Regions from separate parts of the Homo sapiens genome. Here regions 1 and 2 are each linked to region 3. A link is a loop called in an ENCODE intact Hi-C map of the cell type or tissue named here. Cell type or tissue: CD4-positive, alpha-beta T cell. All regions are shown on one strand.

Evidence for each region. Peaks named below come from ENCODE experiments on the same cell type or tissue, not always from the same donor. Only the 100,000 strongest peaks of a DNase experiment are listed, where the experiment ranks them.
Region 1: it touches region 3 in a loop (2.5-fold over the local background); 2 of 110 quality-filtered maps call a loop at or near these places.
Region 2: a loop joins it to region 3, with 9 times the contacts of the local background. A loop is called at or near these places in 7 of 110 quality-filtered maps.

What each region holds. Positions count from the first base shown.
Region 1 is chr2:159,918,278-159,926,277 of GRCh38, forward strand. It overlaps a transcript of PLA2R1 not described here. Among named protein-coding and RNA genes, the nearest start is that of LY75-CD302, 18 kb to the left of the region's middle. RefSeq lists a silencer at 3,724-3,833. In CD4-positive, alpha-beta T cell, a CTCF peak has its summit at 3,705 (motif pointing left); a DNase peak (open chromatin) is centred at 3,714.
Region 2 is chr2:159,804,221-159,812,220 of GRCh38, forward strand. It overlaps LY75-CD302 (LY75-CD302 readthrough), which reads right to left. Exons shown (of 38, transcript NM_001198760.1): 32 at 6,306-6,455; 33 at 4,229-4,351. LY75 (lymphocyte antigen 75) reads right to left here. Exons shown (of 35, transcript NM_002349.4): 32 at 6,306-6,455; 33 at 4,229-4,351; 34 at 2,753-2,920; 35 at 1-1,002. The coding sequence ends at 824. Among named protein-coding and RNA genes, the nearest start is that of CD302, 10 kb to the left of the region's middle. In CD4-positive, alpha-beta T cell, a CTCF peak has its summit at 3,441 (motif pointing left); a DNase peak (open chromatin) is centred at 3,411.
Region 3 is chr2:159,129,279-159,137,278 of GRCh38, forward strand. TANC1 (tetratricopeptide repeat, ankyrin repeat and coiled-coil containing 1) reads left to right here. Exons shown (of 27, transcript NM_033394.3): 5 at 6,916-7,020. Among named protein-coding and RNA genes, the nearest start is that of MIR6888, 54 kb to the right of the region's middle. In CD4-positive, alpha-beta T cell, no CTCF peak of the experiment used is centred here; a DNase peak (open chromatin) is centred at 4,733.

The DNA.
Region 1 (8,000 bases), 790 kb after region 3:
GTATGTAACACCTTGAAGAAATTAAATAAAATATTGTCTTAAAAAATGGAAAAACATTAATAAGTTTTAGCAACTAGAAGATCACTGGAGGCCTTGATGGGGGCAGTGTCAACAGTAGAAGAGGAGCAACCAGGTTGCAGAGGTGCAAGGAATAAATAGTAGCAGGTTACATTGAATGTACACTTGTTACATTGAATGTACACTTACTACATTCCAGACACTGTGCTTAGGACTTTGCATACAACACTGAGAAGTTATGATTATCCCTAATTTAAGATAATAATCAGAGACTTGCAAAGTCTAAGTGACTTGTACTAGGTCATAAAGCTAAGTAAGTGGTCCTAGCAGAATTTGAACCCAGGTTGACCATCTCAAAAACTGAGCTCTTAAATAATATGCTCTAAGGTCTCCCAGTGTGAGGTTAGTGGAAACAGTGACTGAGTGTAGACAACGACTCTTCCGGGTAGCCAGGAAGCCAGGTAGCTTGTCTATGGATAAGAGCAGAAAGAAAGGGAAATGGGAAGGTGTAGAGTTAAGGGAACTTCCCCCTCACTCCCTCCTCCCATCTTTTTTTAAAGATGTGTGTGAATTGAGCATTGTTATATAGTGAAGGGACTGAGGCAGGAAAGAGACAGCATTTGAGGCAATTCTGCAAGAGAGGTGATAACTGATACGAAGATTGCCAATGATCTATAGCACAGATGGGAAATTCAGCCTTAAGCAGGAGAAGTCTGCCTCCTCCAACACAGGGAGGAAAGTGGTAAGACTGGAGACTGTACAGAGAAGTTTGTAGGTTTTATGTGCAGGGGAGGAAGGGAACACATGGAAAAGTTCAAGTGTAGGTTACTTATTTTCCCTGTGGAGTAGGAGACAAGGCCATTGCTTAGAGAGTGTGCAGGCTGGGGAGGAGACAGGATAGTCAGACTTGATAGGTGTATTACTAAGCTTGAAACAGTAGTTGTGGGGAATGAGAACTGTAGCTTACTTGGGACTGATTAGAAGCTATAAACTACTAATGACACCAATCTGCATGGTGTAGGATTTTTTCCCCCAATGATACCTGCCAGCTTGTACCTAAGAACCAAACAGGTGGATTGAAACAATGTTAGGATTTTTCGCAGTATAGAGAAGCAACTGTTGGAAGAAAAGGAGGCAAGGGAGTTGAAGATTGCAAGAAAGGTGGAAGGAGCTGACGGACTAGAGAAAATCGGGTTATCGATGTTCTGGAAGTCTCAGTGAAATTACTGGTTTGGCAGATGTAGTGGGAATAGGAGAGTGAGGAAGCTTAAAGAAGAGAAGAGAGTTGAATCCAGGCATTTTTGCATGTCCCCCACGCCACACCTTAGAAGGGGAACAGTTATCTCCCATTCTCCCAGTGACCATCCTTCTAAACTCTTCCTTTTATGGCAGGACTGGAAATTGGAAAGTTACATTTCCCAGACTCCCTTTGTCAGTGGAGTTTCAGTTTAGAATCTACTGATGAGGGACACTTGTATGAGATTTGCAAGGTAATAAAGGAGAAGCCATTTTTCTCCAGCTGCAGCTAGAGGCAAGCTCATGAGCACTGGCAGATGGCAGACATCTGGGAAGACCTCCCTCAGATTTCCAGGCATGTGCCTGAGAATCACTTTGGTGCTGCAGAGCTGAGATCCTCAGTAGTGGTTTCTGCAACCCACGCAACCCTAAATTTCTTGAATTGCAACAGTGGCTTCTCAGATCTTTGCTCCCTTGGACCTTCCAGACTGTATAATCTTCTAGTTTTCCATATTAAATACGTTTTACTTGACATATTTAGAGAGCTGTTTCCCTAATATAACTTTGGCTAATATATCCCCCCAATTTTTCAATTAAGCTGGATCACAAGCTTTTCCATGGTCACATTCATCTGTCAGGATGATCACATTTCTATCAGTCAGTATTTTTAATTGCCAGAAACAGAAAATAAATATAGCTAATTTAAAAAGAAAAGAAATTTAATGAAAGGATTTCAGATAGCTTGCAGAATTGCTGGAAATGGTGGAAAACCAGGCTGTGAGAATGAATCTAGGGAAAGTGGGACACAGGCAAAATCATGCCACAGAACCAGGGAAGCAACTGCCACTGTTAAACGCAGAGGCTGAGTGTCCTTACTTTTTTTTTTTCAAGACAGAGTCTCACTCTGTTGCCCAGGCTGGAGTGCAGTGGTGTGATCTCAGCTCACTGCAACCTCCGCCTCCTGGGTTCAAGCAATTCTCCTGCCTCAGCCTCCCAAAAAAGCTGGGATTACAAGTACACGCCACCACACCTAGCTGATTTTTGTATTTTTTGGTGGAGATGAGGTTTCACCATGTTGGCCAGGCTGGTCTCGAACTCCTGACCTCTTGATCCACCCGCCTCAGCCTCCCAAAGTGCTGGGATTACAGGCGTGAGCCACCGCACCCGGCCCCTGAGTGTCCCTAATTGAGAAAGCCAAGCTGTGCGCCTGTGCCCTAGACTTAAAGATGACAGAGAAAGTGAGCATCTGATCTTTCAGCTCTTAGAGTCATAGCTGTGACTCATAAGATGGGGAACCTCAAGAGATTCAGATGCTGGGAAGCCTCACAACTGATAAATGTCTACTCTGACATCTGGTTTGTATATGTGTGTGTGTCTGTGTGTGTGTGTCATAGTTTTATACCTTTTGTTTTCTTTGGCAAACCCTCCAAATGCTCATTGTCCCCACTAAGTCTCCTTATCCTTTAAGATTCTGCTTCCTCCCTGAAACCTTCCCAGCTGGAAGTGTCTGCCTCCTGCTCTGAACTCCCAATGCAATTTTTATTATTTGACCTTATTAAATCCTCACTTGATTTTTATTGATATTTGCGTTAAAAATATTAAGTTCTAGCATATTTAAGGTTGAACGAACATTAAAGGTCATCTACTCCGATGCCTGGTAGCTCATCAGCTCATTGAAGTCATGACCTGTCTTCCCCATGTTTGAATACCCCACAGTTTTGGGCGTAACACTTGCTTATGATAAACACCTTTAAATATTAACTTGTATTAAAGGAGCCCCTCCAGGATTTGCTTGTCCTCATTTCCCTGTCTGTTCCCAACACTTCCCTCCACCACCACCTCCTTCTCCTTGCTCCCAGACAGTTCTTTCTACCAATAATAACTCTTTCAACCAATTGCCAAACGGGAAAATTTTAAATCTACCTGGAAGGCCCGCCACCCTGCTTTGAGTTGTCCCTCCCTCCAGATAGAACCAATGTGAATCTTACATGTATTAATTGATGGATTATCTCTCCCTACAATGTACAAAACAAGTTGTGCACCGACCACCTTGGGCATGTCATCAGGCTCTCCTGAAGGCTGTGTCACAGATGCGTCCTTAACCTTGGCGAAAAAAACTTTCTAAATTGATTGAGACCTGTCTCAGATATTTTGGGGCTCCTACCTTCCTCACTGCTTTATTGAACAGTGGTCAATTTCTTCTGCTCGGCCTCCGCATCCTAGCCTGTTTGGGAAAATCATCGGGGTTAGGGCTGGGGAGGCAGGCAGGACCCGGGGGACGGTAGTAGGGGCCGTTTCCCTCCCACTCCCCTCCGCTCCTTCCCTGCTGGAAAGCCGGCATGTGACCTGCGCCCTGTCAGTCAGAGGCTTCAGCCTGGGTCAGTCAGAAATCACTTCTGGAGGTGGAAGCCGCGCTGTCTCAGGGCCGAGGGTGCAGCATCAGCCATGGCGAGCTCCCCCTGCAGGCAGCATCGTGGTGGCATTCGCACCAAAAGCTCCTGTGGCCGGAGTGGGCTTGTAGCAGTTCTGGGCTGCCTGCCACACTCGGTTGCCTCTTGTTTTCTGCGCCTGGTTCTCCAGCTCTGGCTCTGTGTGAGCAAGACCATATCCCATCAGTAAATCCTGTCTCAGCTTAGGTGAGCCAGAGTTGGGTGTTCTGTGATTTGCTCCTAAGATCCCTGGCTGGCACATTTTCTTCCTCCTTCTCCTAAATGAGAGTATTCCCAGTGGTTCTTTTCCTGGCTCTTTTTTCCCGCCATCCACACTCTTTTAGCCAGAAAGTTAATCTATTTCCTGGGTATCTGTCATCACCTTTGCACCAATTTCCCCCAAATCTTTTCCCAGGTTCCACCTCTCTCCTGAGTGCTGGTTTAATCTCACATTTCCAATGCACTTCCCATGCTTGTCCTCTGATGCATGAAAATCAACAAGACTAAAATTCATACTCACCAGTTTTCATCTTGCTGATACACCTACTTCTCCTCCAAATTTCTATCTTCCTTGCTGGACACCCAGACTTTAAATTTTAAAATCTACTCTGCCTTTTACATCCCCAAACAAACAGTACCAAGTTCTGTTTGTTTTCCTGCCCAGTAACCCTTACATTCTTCTTTTCTCATGTACCGTCACTACTTTGTTCTTGCCTAACAACTGCAATATGCTGTCTTCTGAGCGCCTCCTTCTAGCTGTCCCTCTGAGTCAACTTGACAACATGTGGTCAGTGTAATTTTCCTAAAACACAGTTCTAGTCATGTCACCCTCCCACCTGCCCCTCCACACACCTTCAATGCCTCAGGCTAAAGTGAAACTCCACCTTGACCTTCCACAAACAAATCCTAAACTATTTCCCCTTTATTTATCTTATATGTAGAATTTCATAAAACACCTTATGATCCCTGATCAAGTCCCATACTTTCCCACCTTCATGCCTATGTTCAGGGTATTTTCTTTACCTGGGGTGTCTTTCTCTCAGTTCAACCCAAATCCCAACTCAGGTGCCATCTCCTCCAAAACGTCCTCTTCCTTGTCACCTTGTAAAGAGCTTCTAACCTTTAAAATGCATATGAATCACTTGAGCATCTGTTAAAATGCAGATTCTGATTTATAAGTCTCGGTTAAGGTCTGAGAGTCTACTAATACATTTCTAACAAGTTCCTGAGTGATGCCACAGGTCCCTGGACATACTTGGGGTCGTGAGGCCCTAAGGTGAGGCATGCTCTATTATTAAACCACAGGGCAAGATAGCAGGGCAGTAACAATGTGGTATTCACTTACAATATTCTACAATGTTTACAGTACCCATTTAGCCTCCTCAAACACAGGGATTGGGCTTCATTCATCATTATTTTTGTTGAATACAGTGACTTGACCAGTTTATCTTAATTGAACATGCTTCTGACATCACCTCCTTTTCTTTTCCACCAAATGGTTTTGCTTACTTTTTAGTTTAACTGGATTTCACATGGATAAATATCTGGGAGAAGGAGATGCCCTACACATGATCTGCTATAGGTGAGGATGGCCCAACATGTTGAAGATCATGCTAATTTAATTATTGTTATAGCCAGCATTCTCAGTTGTAAAAAATGGAATACTCTATAGTTCAGGCAGAAAAGTAATTTGTGAAAATATACTCAGTAGCTCACAGGATTGTAGAGAGGGTCAGAGACAACATAGCAAAAGCAAAGCACAGATTATACTGGAGCACTCCACGGCCAGACCTTGTGGACATAGACTCTGCTGCTCACTGTGAACTAGAAAGCAGTCCTGGAAACTTTGCTACTGCTGCTTCTGAAAGCTGTATGTGGCTGCCACCAACCTCGTTAGACTGCATTCTGTACGGGGCCTACTTCTTTATGTTTGTGTTAGTTTTCAGTATGTAACAAATTACCACAAACTTGGTTGCCTGAAACCACAGAAATTTATTCTCTCACAATTCTGGAGGTCAGAAGTCCAAAATCAGGTATCATTGGGTTGAAATCAAGGTGTTGGCAGGGCTGCGCTCTCTCTGGAGGTTCTGGAGGAGAACCCGTTTCTTCCTTTCCAGCTTCTGGGGTCTACCAGCATTCTTTGGCTTGTGGCTGCATAAGCAGAATCTTCAGGTCCAACATCTTCAAATCCCTCTCTGGCCCATCTTTATATGACCTCCTCCTCTGCATGCATGTTGAATCTCCCTCTGACTGCCTCTTTTAAGGATACATGTGATTGCATGTGAGGCCCACCTGGGTAATGCAGGATGATTTCCTCATCTCAACATCCTTAACTGAATCCCATCTGCAAAGACTTTGCCACATAAGGTAACATTCGGATTCCAGGGATTAGGATCTGATATCTGTAGGGACTACTCTTCAGCCTAGGACATTGTCATTTGCTTCTGAATCGAAGTCTCTCTTATTCAGATCTCATTGGTGGAGCCTATGTCCCATGCCTGCTCCTGAGCTGCGAGGAGGCTGGGGAGTAGCTTCATGTCAGGAAAGGTGTTCAAAGATGAAAGCAGCCAAAATGGATGTCAAATATCAAGTACGATAGTCTTCAAAGATTCATAAAAATGAAATTCTATGTAATGGACCAGCCAGAATCTTTAAACTGAAAGAAGTTACCTATTGCTGAATGCTTTGGGCACCAAATGCCAAGCCATGCAAGTACTGCTAAGGAAAGACCATTTACCTAGAAAACAGTTTTCTTTTACTCTGGGGGCTGGGGGGGGGGCGGTGCGAACAAAAATAAAAAAATAAAAAATAAAAACACGAGAAGTGGATTTGGGGTCGTGTTCTTTTTTCGCTCCCAGGAAAAATCTGTTCCAGACCCCAGTATGGACAATTTGGTTAGATCCTATATTTTGTTAAGAATAACAGTTGGTTGTATGTCACGGTACGTTCCATTTCCAATCTGGTCTGAGGCATATTACTCCTGTGGTGCCCCATGTTGTCCAATACATTTATGGCAATAAGGACTTGGGCAATACGATGTGGATAACTTCTGTTTCCTCAACACTTTGATATGTGATTTTCAAACAAACCAAAATGATCCTTCTTATATCTGCCCCCTTTCCCCGATACACATGTATTTCTCCATGTCAGCAATGAATTTTCCAGCTCCTCTCACCTGTATACCTGTTAAAAACAATGGTGCTAACTCTTATTTTCCACGTCAGTTATAAAAAAAAACAAACAAACAATCAATTAGGATCTTGCATGTCTTAATTGTGTTACGGCAATGGTAAGCATCTTACAGGCTGCACAGTGTCTGCATTACTTCTCCATTGTAGGGGTGCGTATGTGTGTATTGACAAGGGGGAGAAAGCCATGTAAAAGATAACTGAAATTAGCATTTACAGCAACTATGTAGATGTCAATATAAATACATTTTGGGCTCTTATGTATAAATAATCTTCTGAGAACATTGTTTTTATTGTTGACACTTTCCTGCAGGTTTCTGAGACACACTTAAAATTCAATCTGTTCCCTTGAACATTTTTGTGAATTTGGCAGCATAATAAAAACTTTCTTTTAGAAGGCCTGGAATCAAAGCAAAAAAAAAAAAAAAGTTGTGGAAAAAAATGATTTTTTCTTTAATCTTGGAGGCTTCCTATTTCTTTGTTGAGAGGTTTTGTTCAGGAAGGGACTGTAGTAATATGATCTGATTGACAAGGATCCCAGCTCCCCAAACACTAGCTGAAAATTTGGGGCAAATTCCTGACCCTTTCTGGTGCTCCATTTCTCATTATAAGATGAGAATAATAACCAGGTCACCTTCTTATTTTTCAGCAACAGTTACTTTCCCCTTTCTTAGATGGGATTGGCATTTTTAGAAAAGTATATTTTAGTGCTTGTCTCTCCCTTGGGTTCTAGAGTGGTTTTGTGTACATGAAACACTGACAAAATGCCCGTCTCTGTTTTGTCCCTGAACCCCTGATTTGATGTGACCTTTTTGGTGGGGGGAGGAAGGATGAAGGAGAGCTGGAGAGGTTCTGGAAGCTTTACTCTATGAATTAATACTTCTGCTTCAGCATAATGTTGGTATTTGATCAAACGTAAAAAGCTTCAAGCTTTTAATGTCCTGCTGACACCAGTATCAACAAAGCACTGAAGCGGAAGCTTTCTGGCAGCTGATTAGAGGGAGATTTTATTTCACTAGCTTTAAGACTAAGTATACCTTTTAGTAGATCTTTCTCAAGGATAAGCTACCTCATGTATTATAAATCAAATTCAAGAGATTTAATAAAGAACCCTTGATAATTTGGTAAT
Region 2 (8,000 bases), 670 kb after region 3:
AAAGTAAGCAGAGGCCAGGCGCGGTGGCTCATGCCTGTAATCCCAGCACTTTGGGAGGCCGAGGCGGGAGGATCACCTGCGGTCACGAGTTCGAGACCAGCCTGGCCAACATGGTGAAACCCCATCTCTACTAAAAATACAAAAATTAGCCGGGCATGGTGGCAGTTGCCTGTAATCCCAGCTACTCAGGAGGCTGAGGCAGGAGAATCGCTTGAACCTGGGAGGCGGAGATTTGCAGTGAGCCGAGATCACGCCATTGTACTCCAGCCTGGGCAACAGAGAGAGACTCAGTCTCAAAAAAATAAAAATTAAAAAGTAAGCATGTCTTATTGTTTATTTTTCCCCAGTGCTAAAAATGACTATTTTGAAACAATGCTGATAGAGTTTACAGTTCAATTTTTACTTTGAGGTACTAATTTTGCATTTGGCCGGATGCTCTTAAAAATTAAAAAGTAGACATGTCACCTAGTAATATGCCTATTTTAATTTTCTAAGAAGTTTTGTTAAAAATTCTATTAAAATATACATATCCTAGTTACCAATCACATTCATACAGAGAAAATGAACATTAAACATATTACTGTACAAACAATTTGGACTTCAGTTCCAGCTTTGGAGTCCCCTCCATTCTATTAATTAGGGTGATAAACATGGCATTTAGCAGGGAATTAACTGTGGATACCAGCACATGCCTAAGATCTAAACAACTGAAAAAGTATTTAAGAGTTCTACTTTGGAGCAGAGTAAATACTGACACTGGGACATTTTAAGTGACTAATTTCTCATAACACATTAGTGCAAATTAGAAAACTTTTAGAAGAATTTAGTCATGGAAAGAAGGAAGCATAATCTCATCTTCATTCACTCCTTGTGCATATCGAACTGATGAGAAACCCGCCAGGTGCAAACGGTGCCTTTGGAAGAGGAACCAAATCAGTCCGCCCATGAGAACTAAGATACTTAGTGTGGCAACTATGATAGCTATTGCTGTGTAATCAGGGCCTGGAACAGGAAAAGGTTTGATGTTGGAGGAGAGAATACAAAAGTGATCATTATTGATTTTATACATTATGGGTTGTGTCACACATGTAAACCTGTAAGCTGTATACAGACATAATAAATCTGATTGTTTCATAGCGCTAACATAGAATTCAAACTCATCGTCAGATCAAAAGAAACACTTAAGTGATTTCTTTTCAAATGTAAGTGTTTTCCTATTCATTCAAATCCTCTTCATTGTGATAGGAATTTTCTTCCAAAGACATTAATGCGCTATGATTATTCTCACATTCCCCCTTCCTAACACCAATTTGGGAACATCACTACTTGTATATTATCCTACTTTGATAGCAAATTGCTAAAAGCTATAAATTTTTGTTTTTGACTTACCTGGGGCTAAATAAAGTGTTATTTGCTTCAAAATGATTTAAGTCTCTCAGATGAGTTCATTTAGTGCAGCTGCTGTTCCAAGACCCTTATCTGCATACTGCCCAGATGGATTCGCTCTGTTCCATGACTTTAAATACCATTGCTATGCACACTACACATCTCGTCCCTCTATGGATAACTCAAAATGGCCAACGTAGAACTTTTGATTTGCAACACCCTAACTCTGCTCCCACCCAACCCCCCAAATCTTCCAGTTGCTTTCCATTCCACTCAGAATAAAACCAGAACTCAAGCCTTGCTTCCAAAGCTCTGTATGTCTAGCACCTGCCTACCTTTCAGTTCTTCCCTGAGCGCTCAGCCAACTTGTTCTGCCTTAGGCTCTTTGCTCCAACTGGTACCTCTGTCTGTTATGCCCTTTCCCTTGAAGTTTGCTTGGCTTGATTTTTTAGATCTTAGCTTCGGTGTCTCCTGCTTCTAGGCTTCTTCCCTGGTTTCCTAATCTAGAGTAGCTATCCACTGAGTCTCCATCACATAGAGTTTATAACTATTTGATATTTTCCTCTCTTTAAAAAATTGACCTGTTTACTTATCTTTCTTCACCAGATTGTAATCTCTGTGAGAACAGGTACCTTATCTGTCTTGTTCTCAGGTGCATCCCAGTGTGCAAAACAGGGCATGGCATATAGTAGACACTCTATTTACTGTCTCAGTGTGTGTATACATGGATACTGATTACCTAGAATTGAGGTTTTATCTTTAATATTTATATACAAGAAGCAAAAGTTTTATGCAAGATCTTTAAAAATGTTACTGTGAAAAATTTGGAGCTCTTTCTCCAGAAATGAAGTTAATATAACATTTTAATGGTAATTTTATGTATCAATTCATAATGAAATGTAAGTTCAAATTATGATTTTTTATAGATACCCTGAATGTTTTCAATAACTAAATCCAGTTTTGCATTGTTTTAAAATTAACCATGAGTTTTATGGGATTAGGAAGAAAGGAAGCAAATTAACTGCAGAAATAGACCTTTAAGCTTTTATATAATCAAACTATAGAATAAAATACATCTCAAGAACATTTTAAAAGAAATTACTTCCCTAATACCCTGGCAACTTCTGTTTTTCTTAGGAAAGAATTATATAAAATGTAGACTGGAGTCCTGGACATCTTGTGCAGTTATCGTCCCTTGTAATCTATTTTTCAGGGGGAAATCTCTATGACTTAATCAAGATAGTTGGATATACTTTAAGGACTAAATACTTCAAGACTAAATACAGAATTTTGTACATAATTGGATTGTACATTTATTTCCTGACTGTTCTGCAAAAAGTCTCCTAAGGACAGGTTCCATACTTACCCAGAGGCACTTTGCAGACAACTCTTCCAAAACCATGTTCACATTCAACTTTTTTCCAAGTTTCATTTGAAGCTATCAACATGCTACATCTTCCAACACCACTCTTACTTTTATTTTCCCATTTGACAAATGTCACTTCTGATCCATCTAACCAACTCCAAGACTGGTCTGAAGAAAGAAATTAAATACAACTATGTCTACTGCCACTAAACTAGTAAGTTACAAGCATGGGTTCATGTAACTCATCAGAACTGTGCTGTCCAATATGAGAGCCACTTGTTAAAATAAAATGCATTAAAAATGAAAAAAATAAAATCAGTTCTTCAGTTGCACTAGTCACATTTCAAGTGCTCAAGAGCCACATGTGGCCAGTGACTACTATATTGGACAGTGCAGATATAGAACATTTCTGTCTTTGTAGAAAGTTCTATTGGACAACACAGATAGAGAATGTGGTGTTTCCGTTAAAGTGCAGAATGCTTGCACATTTATTTTGTGAGGGAGAGATTTCTAAGGACCCATATCCTTCCCCTACTCTAATTGTAAAAAGTCATATCATTAAAGATATGCTGGTGGAAGAGGAAGGGTGCAGGAATCTCCATCCCCACCTTTCTCCCACACCACCACCAGGACTCCATTTTTGCTTTCCAGCTGAAGTGGCACCACCTTGTGGTGACAGTGTAAACACGATTTAGGATTCATTTAGATGGACAACTTGGAATCCTTTTATTTTTTGACAAGTACTTAACATTTTAAAATTCACATTTTAATAATTTAAAATTCAACTTTGCATAAAATGTGAAAAACCTTATCTTCTGTCATATTTGTACTCTTATTTCTACCAATTCCAAGTTCACCTAAACCCTGTATCTACTATTTCGTATTAAAAAATCCTTCCACAAATTTTCTTTGAATCAATTATCTGCAATTTTATAGGTTGGCGCAAAAGTAATGGCAAAAGCTGCAATTACTTTCACACCAACCTAACACTAAGACAGTTTTTAAAGATTACTATTAAGACATAATTTTAACCAGTGGTAAAAATATTCTTAGAGAGAAGGGAATAACAAGAAGATAACTTTCTGAATAACGAAGTTATAAGCTGCAAATCCATGCGGTGACAGGCACTAGAACTCTAAGAGAAGGCAGGCATGGGTTCCTTGTGGGGACACAGACATTCCTGTGGAGAAGAAAATGTCCTGATGTTGATCCAAGGATCCCAGAAATAAGCCTCTAGAAAGATTCCACTTTATTTAACAGGATTTTCTGTGTCATTAGTGGTTTCCGTCATTGCTAAGTTAACTCATGGATTCATTCAAAATTTATAACCATCCAGAACAGCCAGCGACCTAGCTTATTTATCCAGAAGAGGCATCTGAATTAGCCACTACTTAACATTCTTTAGCAAGGACGACTTGTTATTTAGGATGAGTTAGAACTCTCTTTGCACACTACACATACAATTATTTCACTTACCAACAGAATGTTGAGATAATCCAAGCCAAACTCTCATGGTAATGTTATTATTTTCCCTCATCAGTCTGCTCACAAATTTATTCTCATCTTCATCTTTTATGGAAACGATAGTTGCAGAGTGATCTGTTGAAAGAAAACACATTCTCAATTAGCTTTATGGAAACTAGAGAAGTAGTTTATTCTCAACTAGCCATTTGAAAAATACATATATTATTAACAAGATCATTGATAAATTCAAGCCTTACACAGAGACAGTTTTTAAAAACTGGTATTTAGGTCAAAATTTTATAAGTACTTCAAAAAAATTACTTCCAAACACGTATAAAGAAATTTTGTGTTTCTTCAAAATATTTATCTGGCAATATTTTTTTGGCCCTGGAACTGCCTACCCCTGAGACCTCTCTGACTGTTCAGATGAGAAAAGAGAAAGAGTTGTGTAACCTCCCAATGCCACTTAGCTAGGATATGTGGGAACTGGGATTTGAACCCAGACCCTCATGCCTCCAAGTCTTAAGTGCTTAACCTACATATTAGTTTTACAGTAAACCATTCTGTTTTCTCCTTTAGGAGAAAAAGGTTTATGACTTTCAAAACATACATATATCTTACAACAGTTTCCATCATGTGTATTCAGGTATAAAACCGAATGGTTCCCACACAAAAGTTCCCGGTAACTACAAGATTTTTCAATCAGTCAAGTGTCTCCACAACGGTTATCAGAATAAATTAGATAAATGCCATCCATCTACCTGGCTAATTTGCTACCCAAGGAAGCAGGTAAACAAGTTTTGGTCTTTGAAATACTCTAGGTAGTTCCCCTAGAAGTCATTTTACAGTTTGACTATGGATCAAATTTGTCACGGGAAAGAGCCAATCATTGCTACTCTTTCTAAAATAGCTAAATCTGAAGGCAAAAAGCACTGCCCTTTATGGTGGTCAGAGGATGTGGCCAATCCTATTGCAGAACGGATGGACAACCATACTACTTTGATTTGTTACCCTGGTGAGGCTAAGCTTATGTATTAATAACTAAGCAATGGAACAACTATAATTTTTATTTACTACTTAGCTAACTTTACAAAAATTTTACCTCTTAATTCCTTTTTCTAAGCATATCTAGCTATAGGTAAAACCGTTTCCAATCATTTGTCAGTATTTTTACTTAGCAGTTCACTTAGCCACTTTTATTTTATTATTTTACATTTATTATTATTTTTATTATTTATTTTATTTATTTATTTATTTTTGAGATGGAGTCTTGCTCTGTCGCCCAGGCTGGAGCGCAGTGGCACAGTCTTGGCTCACTGCAACCTCCACCTCCCTGGTTCATGTGATTCTCCTGCCTCAGCTTCCCAAGTAGCTGGGATTACAGGTGCACGCCACCACGCCCAGCTAAGTTTTGTATTTTTAGTAGAGACGAGGGCTCGCCATGTTGGTCACGCTAGTCTTTAATGGCTAACCTCAAGTGATCCTCCCACCTCGGCCTCCCAAAGTGCTGGGATTATAGGCGTGAGCCACCGCACCCAGCCACCACTTTAAAATTCTACTTCTTCCAACTTATTATTTTCCATGTACTTATTATTAACATTGATAATTTTTTTTTGAGATAGAGTCTTGCTCTGTCACCCAGGCTGGAGTGCAGTGGTGCCATCTCAGCTCACTGCAACCTCCGCCTCCTGGGTTCAAGCGATTCTCCTGCCTCAGCCTCCCGAGTAGCTGGGACTACAGGTGTGTGCGACCACACCCAGCTAATTTTTGTATTTTTAGTAGAGATAGGGTTTCACCATGTTGGCCAGGATGGTCTTGATCTCTTGACCTCATGATCTGCCCGCCTTGGCCTCCCAAAGTGCTGGGATTACAGGCGTTTTTAATGGCTATTCCAATATTTCATTGAGTTCCTATGTCATCAGATACTTAACCATTTCCCTACCACTGGGCAATTAGTTTATAGCGCTATTAGAAATGGAAAGTGCTTTAAAAATATTTTCAAAAATACAATCATTGCTTCAAATTATATCCTTAAGAAACATTTCTAAAAATTATTGAGTCATAAGAAAATCAACAAATTTTAACTCACCATGTTTTGAACACAATTTTTTGGCCTCTGAAAAACTGTGCAATGCCTGATCAGACTTGTAACAGTGACCCTTGTACTGGATCCACCGTGACCCATTCTCTTTTGCTGCTGGACATCTTGATGAATATGTAAGACGGGACAGCTTTTTAGCTATAAAAATGTTAGACACAGTTGTAACAATGCATGGAAAAAAAAGACTGCCTTTCAAAATCTACTTCAATGTCCCTGATTGGAACTGTTGCGTTTGTGGTTGAGTAGCATTTAACTCATACCAGAGAAAGCCACAGCCCACACTCTATAAATACATATTTTAATTAACTTTTTGGAATACCGTTTAAAAAACCTAGGTGATAGAAGTGGAAAGTGCCTTAGCTTTCTAAGACTGATTTGGACTAAAGTAGAAACAATGAGAAAGACAGACTAGAAAAAGAAGTAAAGACAGGCCAGGCAGACCTGAAAGTACTCTGAAATAATAATTAAAATTATTTCTTTCTTTGGATTCCTTTTTTTGTTTATTATTATTTTTTTTAGTAGAGACGAAGTTTCACCATGCTGGCCAGGCTGGTTTCAAACTCCTCACCTCAAGTGATTTGCCTGCCTCAGGCTCCCAAAGTGCTGGGATTACAGGCGTGACCCCACAGCGCCTAGCCCGTTGGATTCCTTTTTATTTTGATAATCTAAATAAATCTAGTTTTACTTAGTCATAAGAAGAACTATTTTTTAAAAATAGCTAATTTGTTTTACAAAGCATAATACATCAGCACCGCAACATCACTCAAACAAAAAAAGACTAGGAGTGGCTTCTTAGCTCTTAAAAATGCCCCTGGTTTCCATTTAAATTGATTTTTAATTGTGCTGAGTAACAGAAGCAGCCTGAGGAATGCAGCTTGTGCCCTTTAACACCTGTTTTTAATTCCAACCGAAGAGCATATGAAAACTGGAAAGTAAATTGTCAATGTCGTATTAGTGCGGTACAGCTTATCTGAATCAAATATCTGACCTGGTACCAGTCAGTAATCTCAACCCAAACTATTGTTTTGTAATGCATTCTGTATGATCTTTATGTCCTTCAGTAAGTAAAGGCTTTTTCTGTTTTTTTCTCCAAATCTCCACTTGGCAGAGTCCTTATTTGTGGTCTCTGTGATTAGAGAGGAATGGCGGCTACTGTGAGACTCTTTAGTGGCCCTTAGTTCCTTCTGCTGCTTCTCTATCTTCTGTTAGAAACCAGACTTGATCTTTTTGAACTTCGGTTATTTGATTGGCTTTTGCCTCCATTCTTCTCACTAACACACCAATTTGAGTACTAAGTCTTCAGTTCAGCAGTTGGACTCCTGGGTAAGTTTCCCAGCTGCTGCAGATCAAAATGCATTTGCCAAATTCATCTATACAATCTATAAAACTTCTCACAACTCCTCATCAATGCTGCTGTTGAAAAGAAATGTTACTAGTAAGTTCTTGTTTTTACCACCTTATGAAAATAGTTGGTTGGGCAAAGGTATATTGCTGATTACTCATTGTTGCACTGGGCTCAATTGTTAATGCAAAACTTGTTGAACATTGATTATTATGGCATCATTAGGATAGGGAACTTTTCTGAATGGTTTGACCTTTTTTTTTTTAACATTACTTCTTGCACTGGCAACATAAGGAACTGCCTTATCTTTGGTCTATTTGTTTCTAGTATAGTCTGCAACT
Region 3 (8,000 bases):
GGTTTGGTTTATTTCTACCATCTCTTTTAAAAAATACTCCTTATGTGGCAGTTTCTAAGCAGCAAAATAGTCAGCTGTGTGATTAAAATGTCAAAAAGCAGGAAAACTGGCCGCTGGGAAAGTCTATTTGGAGATTTATGTAAAGGCAGAATTCTGAATGGGGAGAGTGCTGTACCTTCTGGGCTGCAGAGTGGAGTAATTAAGGGAGGGTTCTGGCCACATCCTTCCAGACTGACACAGGCCCTGCTACACAGTTAAAGAAGCTGACAGGTGCTTGGGTTTTGTTTTGTTGTTTTTTTTTTCTTTTGCAAGCTGCATACTTGATATCTTTGGGTTTATGGCTGTGTAACTTACTTTTGGCACTTTGTTGTTTTTAATTTTAAGGGTCCTTTATAACTTTGAGATCCACCTTCTCCTGTATCACATAGTGGAGATTGTGAGGGGAGGGGCAGTGGCCTGGGGAAATTGGAATGAGGAGAAGGATCTAGAGTTCAGATGAAGTAGCTTTAATTTATGATGGAGGGTAATGCCCATTTATCTTAAATCTTGTAAACTGAACACGTTGGTGCTCCACTCACAGCCACTGCACTTCACTTGAACCTGACTGGAGTGGGTGGTAAACAGCGGTCTTCCCTAGAGACCCCGTTCGTGCTACCAAAGTGTCATCTGTGGTCCCAGCCCACACCTTGAACATCAGAATCTACATTTGAAGCCTGTGCACGTTACAGCTGGAAAAGCGGCGGCAGCAGGATACCAGTACCGGGGGCGGCGGGGGACTGGGAGCCCAGCCCTGGAGACATGCCAGCTCCTAGAGGAGCTGGTTGTCAGCTAATACCAGACGGTCTTTCCTTGTTCTCGTTGTTGTTGTTGTTGTTTATTTCATGTTTTTATCCACAGACAAGTCTTGTTTTGTTTTTAAGAGCCTCCTGCGTTAAAACATACCCAGTAGCTGGAATATCATGCTTTCTGGGTAATTATTATGTAGTATTACATTCTGGTTAATTTGGGGGGATTAATCTCATAACACTTGGTTTAAGTAAAAGGGGGAAGTTAAAAGTAGCTTATGCTTGAATATTTCGTTTTAAACAAAAAGTTGTGAGGGGAAGGTGCTGGGCAGTAGTTTTCCCTGAGTGAGGGCTTGGGGAGATGGATTTTTCAGTCTGGATCTCTGTTGATAAGGACTGTGGCTGCTTTATGTGGGGGAGTGTTCCGTATAGATGGCACAGCGATTAGTGTCATTGTGGTTTAATAGGTGGTCATGTGTGATTGGCGCTTGGTGACTGTGATGGCTCCTGACTGTGTGGCCTGCAGTTGTTCTGTAGCCGCAGCCTGCTTAGCTGCCCACATCATGGGCTCCAGATGTCCCTTGTGCCAGTATCCTTTTGTGTAATAGAAACAGTATTGCTTTTCTTTCTATAGGGCGTTTCTTCTTTTCTCTCATTCCTTAGTTTATTTTTTTAAAGAGACAGGGTTGGCACAATCATAGCTCATTGCAGCCTCGAACTCCTGGGCTTAGGCAGTCCTCCCAAGTAGCTGGGACTACAGGCGTGCACCACCGTGCCCAACTCAGAGTTCCTTTCTTAATCTGTGTCAGTTGCTGTCTTTCAGGGTAGGTCTTTCCTCACCTGCCTGGTGGTCCTTGGCTCCTTATTTGTATATAAGGTGCTAAAAGCTGATTGAAAGGGGTACGTTGAGGGCAAGCTGTGCTGCAGCATGATGGTCAGGGATCTACCTTTCTTGGGGTGGGGGGTCCCCAACTATGATTATCTTTAGGCCTTCTTCTCTTGATGAGCTTCCCCAGAGAGGAATCCTCCCATCTCTTCCTGCCGTGGCCTATAAGCTTGGCTGTCAGATCTCATAGCTGGGGGCTGGGGGTGGGAGATACGTCTCTGGCCCATCAGTCTGCATGTAGAATATTTCTTAATCTACTTTTTCCTTAGCAGTTACAAGTTTAAAAAAAACATGAAAAGAAAACGGCACTCATGAGTTTAGCTCTTGAATCTCTCTCCATGGTCTTAGAATTGAGCCTTTCCAGAGAATAAACTTGGCCTCCAGGATGAGGGAGGGGAAGGGATGTTCCAGGCTTAAGAAATTTCTGGGATTGGGGGGTCTCACTTTTCCTTCAGTAGTTTTCAACCAGCCACACTACTGGATGTCACCCGCGCCCCTGCCTTCCGATGGGCCTGCTGTCACCGAGGCTCTGGCCCGGGCTGAGCCCTCATCACTCCCCCTCCCCCCGCCCCTTCCCCTGCCCCCACCCAACACTAACCTTTCTGCTCCACCTGCTCCACTGCTCCTTGGCAATCTGTTTCCTACCTTCAGAGGCTTGGTTTCTGGCCAGTGGCTCTTTCTCCTTTCCCCACTGGTCTTTCTTTAATCTTTTTGCTACAACTTTAATGGTGTTTTGAGAGGGAGTGGAGGCAAACACGTATCATCTGCTCTGCTTAATGCAAAGTATGCACAAATTCTCTAATGAGTGATTGTGGGGGACAATAAAACCTATGGTTATAAATTTATCTTGTTTTACAGCACTTTATGTTCAGCTGTTTGTGAAAAGCAATTTAAATACAAGGATCATGCAGGAGAACAGTTGTTTATATTCACTTAATATTTCCTCTAGTAAAAGGGAAGATCAGAGACAAGTAGGATGCATAAACGATTTGCTGCCTCTGCAGCCAGCGTCCATGGATGTTGATGACTGGGTGGTGGAAGTTCCCAGTGCCTGGGCTTTTTCTAGAATTGCATATTTAATCCAGATTTGATAGTTGTATAAGTGCTCAATGGTGATTCAGTGCCTGGGCTTCAAAACTGCATAGACCAGGGTGTGAATTCCTTCCTGCTTTGTCATGTGTGGGCCGAGTTCAGATAAGAACAACTTATTTGAACCTCAGTTTCCTGACCTAAAAATGAGGGAAATTGTACTTTTCTCCCAGAGTTATTAGGAATGAGTGAATTAATGTATGTGCGTGCTTTGCCTTGTGTGACCACTGAATATATATTTTACTTACTTTGTTATATTCTAGGTCTCCTTTCGTATGTGACATTACTGTGATTTAGTGTGCCTGGGAACCAGGTGGGCCTGGTCTTTGTGCGTGGATTTTCCCCTTGTAGCAAGAGGTTCATTTGCTCACCTTTAGGGTCTGGGACATATTAAGGCCCGAGTTAGGGGACATGAGGAGGGAGGGGTACAGTTTTGTTTTGTTTTGTTTTGTTTTTCTTTTGTTTTGTTTGAGACAGTCTCACTCTGTTGCCCAGGCTGGAGTGCAGTGGTGTGATCTCAGCTCACTGCACCCTCCATCTCCTGGGTTCAAGTGATTCTCGTACTTCAGCCTCCAAAGTAGCTGGGACTACAGGCACATGCCACCACACCCAGCTAATTTTTTTTTTTTTTTTTTTTTTAAGTAGAGATGGGGTTTCACTATGTTACCCAGGCTGGTCTGGAACTCATGAGGCAATCCACCCACCTCGGCCTCCCAAAGTGCTGGGATTACAGGCATGAACCACCGTGCCAGGCCTGGGTACAGTATTTGAACCTAGGTCTGCCCAACTCATGAGTCCCTGCGTTGAGTATCCTGGCTCCTCAGGGTTGAGTCTATGAGTTAGGGGTTGGATCTGAATAGAACCGTTCTAAGACAGTTAAACAGGCAGGCACGTGGATGCTTTCTGAAGGCTCTGGGTGATACTGGGTTCCAGGATCCAGACATTTACAATAACCATCATACATTAATGAAATAGCCCACATTTTAAGAAAGTGCTTACTATTAGAGAATAGTTTTGAAGACTCTCTTGGGTAGGTAGATTGGAGCTTGGAAATAGATCTCTTTAGATTTGCTGTTACTGTACCCTGAAGAGTTAAGGGGAGCAGAAATACAGGCACTTCTTGAGCAGTGGCCATGCCTGCTCATTGGGCAAATTATCAGGCAATAATAACAAAGAGCTTTACCTCCCCAGGTCCTTCAAATGGATGAGGGCAGATGAAGGGAAAATATGTCAGCAGTTCATTTTACCTTAGAGAGTAGGTGGCAAACCAAAAGTGTATATGGGTTCTTGTCTTTGTTCTGGTTCCTTTTTTTTTTTTTTCTCTTTTTTTGTCTGAGACAGGGTCTTGCTCTGTCACCTTGGCTGGAGCACAGTGGTGCAATCACGGCTTACTGTAGCCTCCAACTCCTGGGCTTACAAGACCCTCCTACCTCAGCCTCCTGAGTAGCTGGGACTACAGGCAAACGCCACCACACCCAGCTAATTGATTCCATTTGTATCTGTCCTATTCAGGCCCTTCTTTCTAGTTTATGTCTCTTACACAGCAAATAGTTTAGCTCCACCCCCAAACCCCCACAAGTCTTTTTCCCTACGCATATTTATGTGTGGATATATATATATGTTGTAGATAAAGTCTGGATACTGTTGAATAGCCTACATCCCGCACTTAGATTGCAATTGTGTGTCCCCTGTAACCATTCTATTTTAATCTTTGTAAAAGTTCCCTTTATGACAGGGTTAAATTATGAAGACCGCCAAGTGATTAAATACTACATGAATCATTTAAAAACGATGGTTCCTGAAGTTTGAAATACCGTCCTTATTTGTAAAGTATTATTAGCTTATTTGATAACAGTCTAGTTTAAGATGTAGTACACCCATGTAGCTGGCTAGGAATTGGATTATTTTTATAGTAGTATAAATGCTTTTGTAGTATGCCTTTAGATGGCAGCATCTCTCGCCATAAACCATCTTTTGAACAGAATTTCTTAGATGCAGAAGACGTTTGAGACAGAAGGATGGTCTATCTGCATCACCCCATCATGACACAGTGGTGGAACTGGGCCCCTGGGACTGTCAGGGCTATGGCCCAGGGCTAAGAAGAGGGGATAGTTGTAGATTCCTGCCTGCATGTCTTCTACTACCCCTTCTCTTACTGATGTAAAATGTTTCCTATCTTTGTGGTCTTGCTAAAAGCCACTTTAAGGCAACCAAGGAACACTAGAATCAAGGAAGTGATTTTGGACCAAAATGTAACAGAATAGGCAGTATTTTCTTTATTTTTGAGACAGGGTTTCACCCTGTCGCCCAGGCTAGAATGCAGTGGTGTGATCTTGGCTCACTGCAACCTTTACCTCCTGGGCTCAAGTGATCCTCCCACCTCAGCCTCCTGAGTAGCTTGGACTTCAGGCGCACATCACTGCACCCAGCTAACTTTGTTTATTTTTATTTATTTATTTTTTGAGATGGAGTCTTGCTCTGTCGCCCAGGCTAGAGTGCAGTGGCGTGATCTCAGCTCACTGCAGACTCCACCTCCTGGGTTCAAGCGATTCTCCTGCCTCAGCCTCCTGAGTAGCTGGGATTACAGGCGCCCACTACCGCGCCTGGCTAATTTTTGTATTTTTTTTAGTTGAGACGGGGTTTCACCATCTTGGCCAGGCTGGTCTCGAACTCCTGACCTCATGATCCACCCGCCTCGGCCTCCAATGTGCTGGGATTACAGGCATGAGCCACCGCGCCTGGCCTCTTTGTTATTATTTTTGTATAGAGACCAGGTCTTCACTGTGTTGCCCAGGCTTGTCTCAAACTCCTGGGCTCAAGTGATCCTTCTGTGTTGGCCTAAGTGCAAGAATTACAGGTGTGAGCCACCGTGCCTAGCCTTTTAATTTTTTTTAAGCAGTTTTGTTTAGGTATAATACACATCCATACAGTTCACCCATTTAAAGCATACAATAGACTAATTTTAAATATATTCATAGAGTTGTACAACCATCCCTACAACCTAATTTTAGAACATTTGGTCACTCTAGAAAGAAGTCACATATCCCTTACCATTACCCCACAGGCCTGCATAGCCTGCATAACCCCCAGCCCCTGGCAACCATTTATACTTTCTGAAAGATTTGGCTATTCTGGGCATGACATATGAATGGAATCATGTAGATCCTTTGTGACTGGCTTCTTTCACTTAGCAGAATGTTTTCAAGCTTCATCCATGTTGTAGCATGAATCGATACTTCATTCCTTTCTACTGCCCAATAATCCATTGTGTGGGCAAAGAACATTTTGTTGTTGTCATTTGACGTACCTTTAGCTAGTACAAATGGCGTTACTGTGAGCATTCGTGTACAAGTTTTTGTGTGAACATACATTCCCATAGGAGTAGAACTGCAGGGCCATGTAGTAACTCTGCACTTAACCTTTTGAACGACTGCCAAACTGTTTTCCAAAACGGCTGCATCATTGTATGTGAGGGTTCCATCCAGTCTTACGAAGAATTCCGGATTTTCTGATAATAAGCAGGGGCTGTGGGAACAGGAGGTAGGAGATAAGCCTGTTGGTCTCTCCTATGTCTGACCCGCTTGCTGGCTGCTGTGCCCCGCACAGTTACTGTGCGTCACCAGCCAGATAAGATGCCTGTGTTCTTGTGGCTGGTGCGCAGACTGTGTTGCTGTTACAGGCCGGCTGTTTGTAATCCTTGCCTCCTGACTTTAGAGATACCAAGCTACCAAATTGTCTTTGTCCCATCCTTGTCCTAGTTAGAGGAAAATCAAACCCTTCATCACAAAGCAGTCCAGGTTTGAACATGTCAAAATCACCCACTTGACCAGTGAAGACAGCTGTAGCGACTTCACAGCAAGAGAGCAGCTTTTGTTTTTGTTAGGGTTTACATTCTCAAATCTGAGCTTACTCTTTTCTTCTTTGGCAGGCCAGACTGGACGTTCCCTCGTCTGTACTGAAATTTTGTGTGTGTGTGTGTGTGTGTGTGTGTGTGTGTGTGTGTGTGTGTGTGCGCGCGCGCGCGTTTAAGGGAGGGGAAGGCACTGGCTCTTCCTCTAGGCATATTTGGGTCCTGGTAAGGACACACACTGTACATTCCAAGGCTTTGTTTGCATCTGGAAAAAATTAGCCACACTCAGATCTTTCCCACTACAGGTCCCGTCAGGAAGCCCAAGTATGTGGAAAGCCCCAGAGTGCCTGGAGATGCAGTTATAATGCCATTCAGAGAAGTAGCCAAGCCAACAGAGCCTGATGAGCATGGTAAGAATTTCAGTGATTTCCTTCCCCCTCTACCAAAGATTTTATACAATGACACTTCATTTCTGAATGAAACTTGAGTGTCCTTGCAGTACTGCTTTGCTGAGAATGTATTTGGGAGGTATTTTCCCCTCCAGCAGTTACAGAGATCTGTTTGGCTAACGCAAATTCTTGGAAATTGTATACCTGGCGTATAAATAGTTAAGTGGGTACATATGCATTATTTAAGGATTGAGTCCTATTTCCTCTGAATTTTGACCTACCAGGTCTTGGAGGATAGGAAGCGTCACCCAGTAGATTGCTTCCAAGATTTTGTTTTGTTTTTAATATTCTACTGCTTGAGAAAATTCAACAACAGGCTTTGGCTGAAAAGCTGAAACCTTAACTGGACAAAGCATGTAATTGCTAGCTTTAAAAAAAGCATTTGGTGTCTTTTGAAGGCTGCTTTTTTTAACATCTGAAGTTTTTCTTTAGGGGATGTTGAAGTAGGAGCAAAAAAAAAAAAAAAAAAACCAAATTGATGGAAATATTTTTAAAGACATTTTATATGTATATGTATTTTATACCTGGAAATATGTGTGACATTACAAATTTGCAGCATTTAACAGATATATTCATAGTTGTTTATTTTAAAAAATCAATTCAAGAATTTTCCTGTTTGTTCCTTTCTGGGGAGTCCCCAACTCACATCTCTCTTGCCTTTAATTTGGGTGTTTTGAATTTCCACCCTGTTTTTCTGCAGAAACATGGGACTAGGAATCTTGCTGTATGTAAAGGGGCTTGCTTTATCCTCAGTGTGGACAAAAGTTTATGTAGCAATGCTGAAAGAGAACTCAACCATATTTTTACTTTGGCATATCTGGCACCTTCCTCTGCCTAATTGTGGGTGGTGGGAGATACAGACCCTTTATGTCCTAACCTGTGTGTGCCTTTTGTGTTGCTGGTGCTGTATGGCAGGGAGTGGGTAATAAGTAGGACATGGG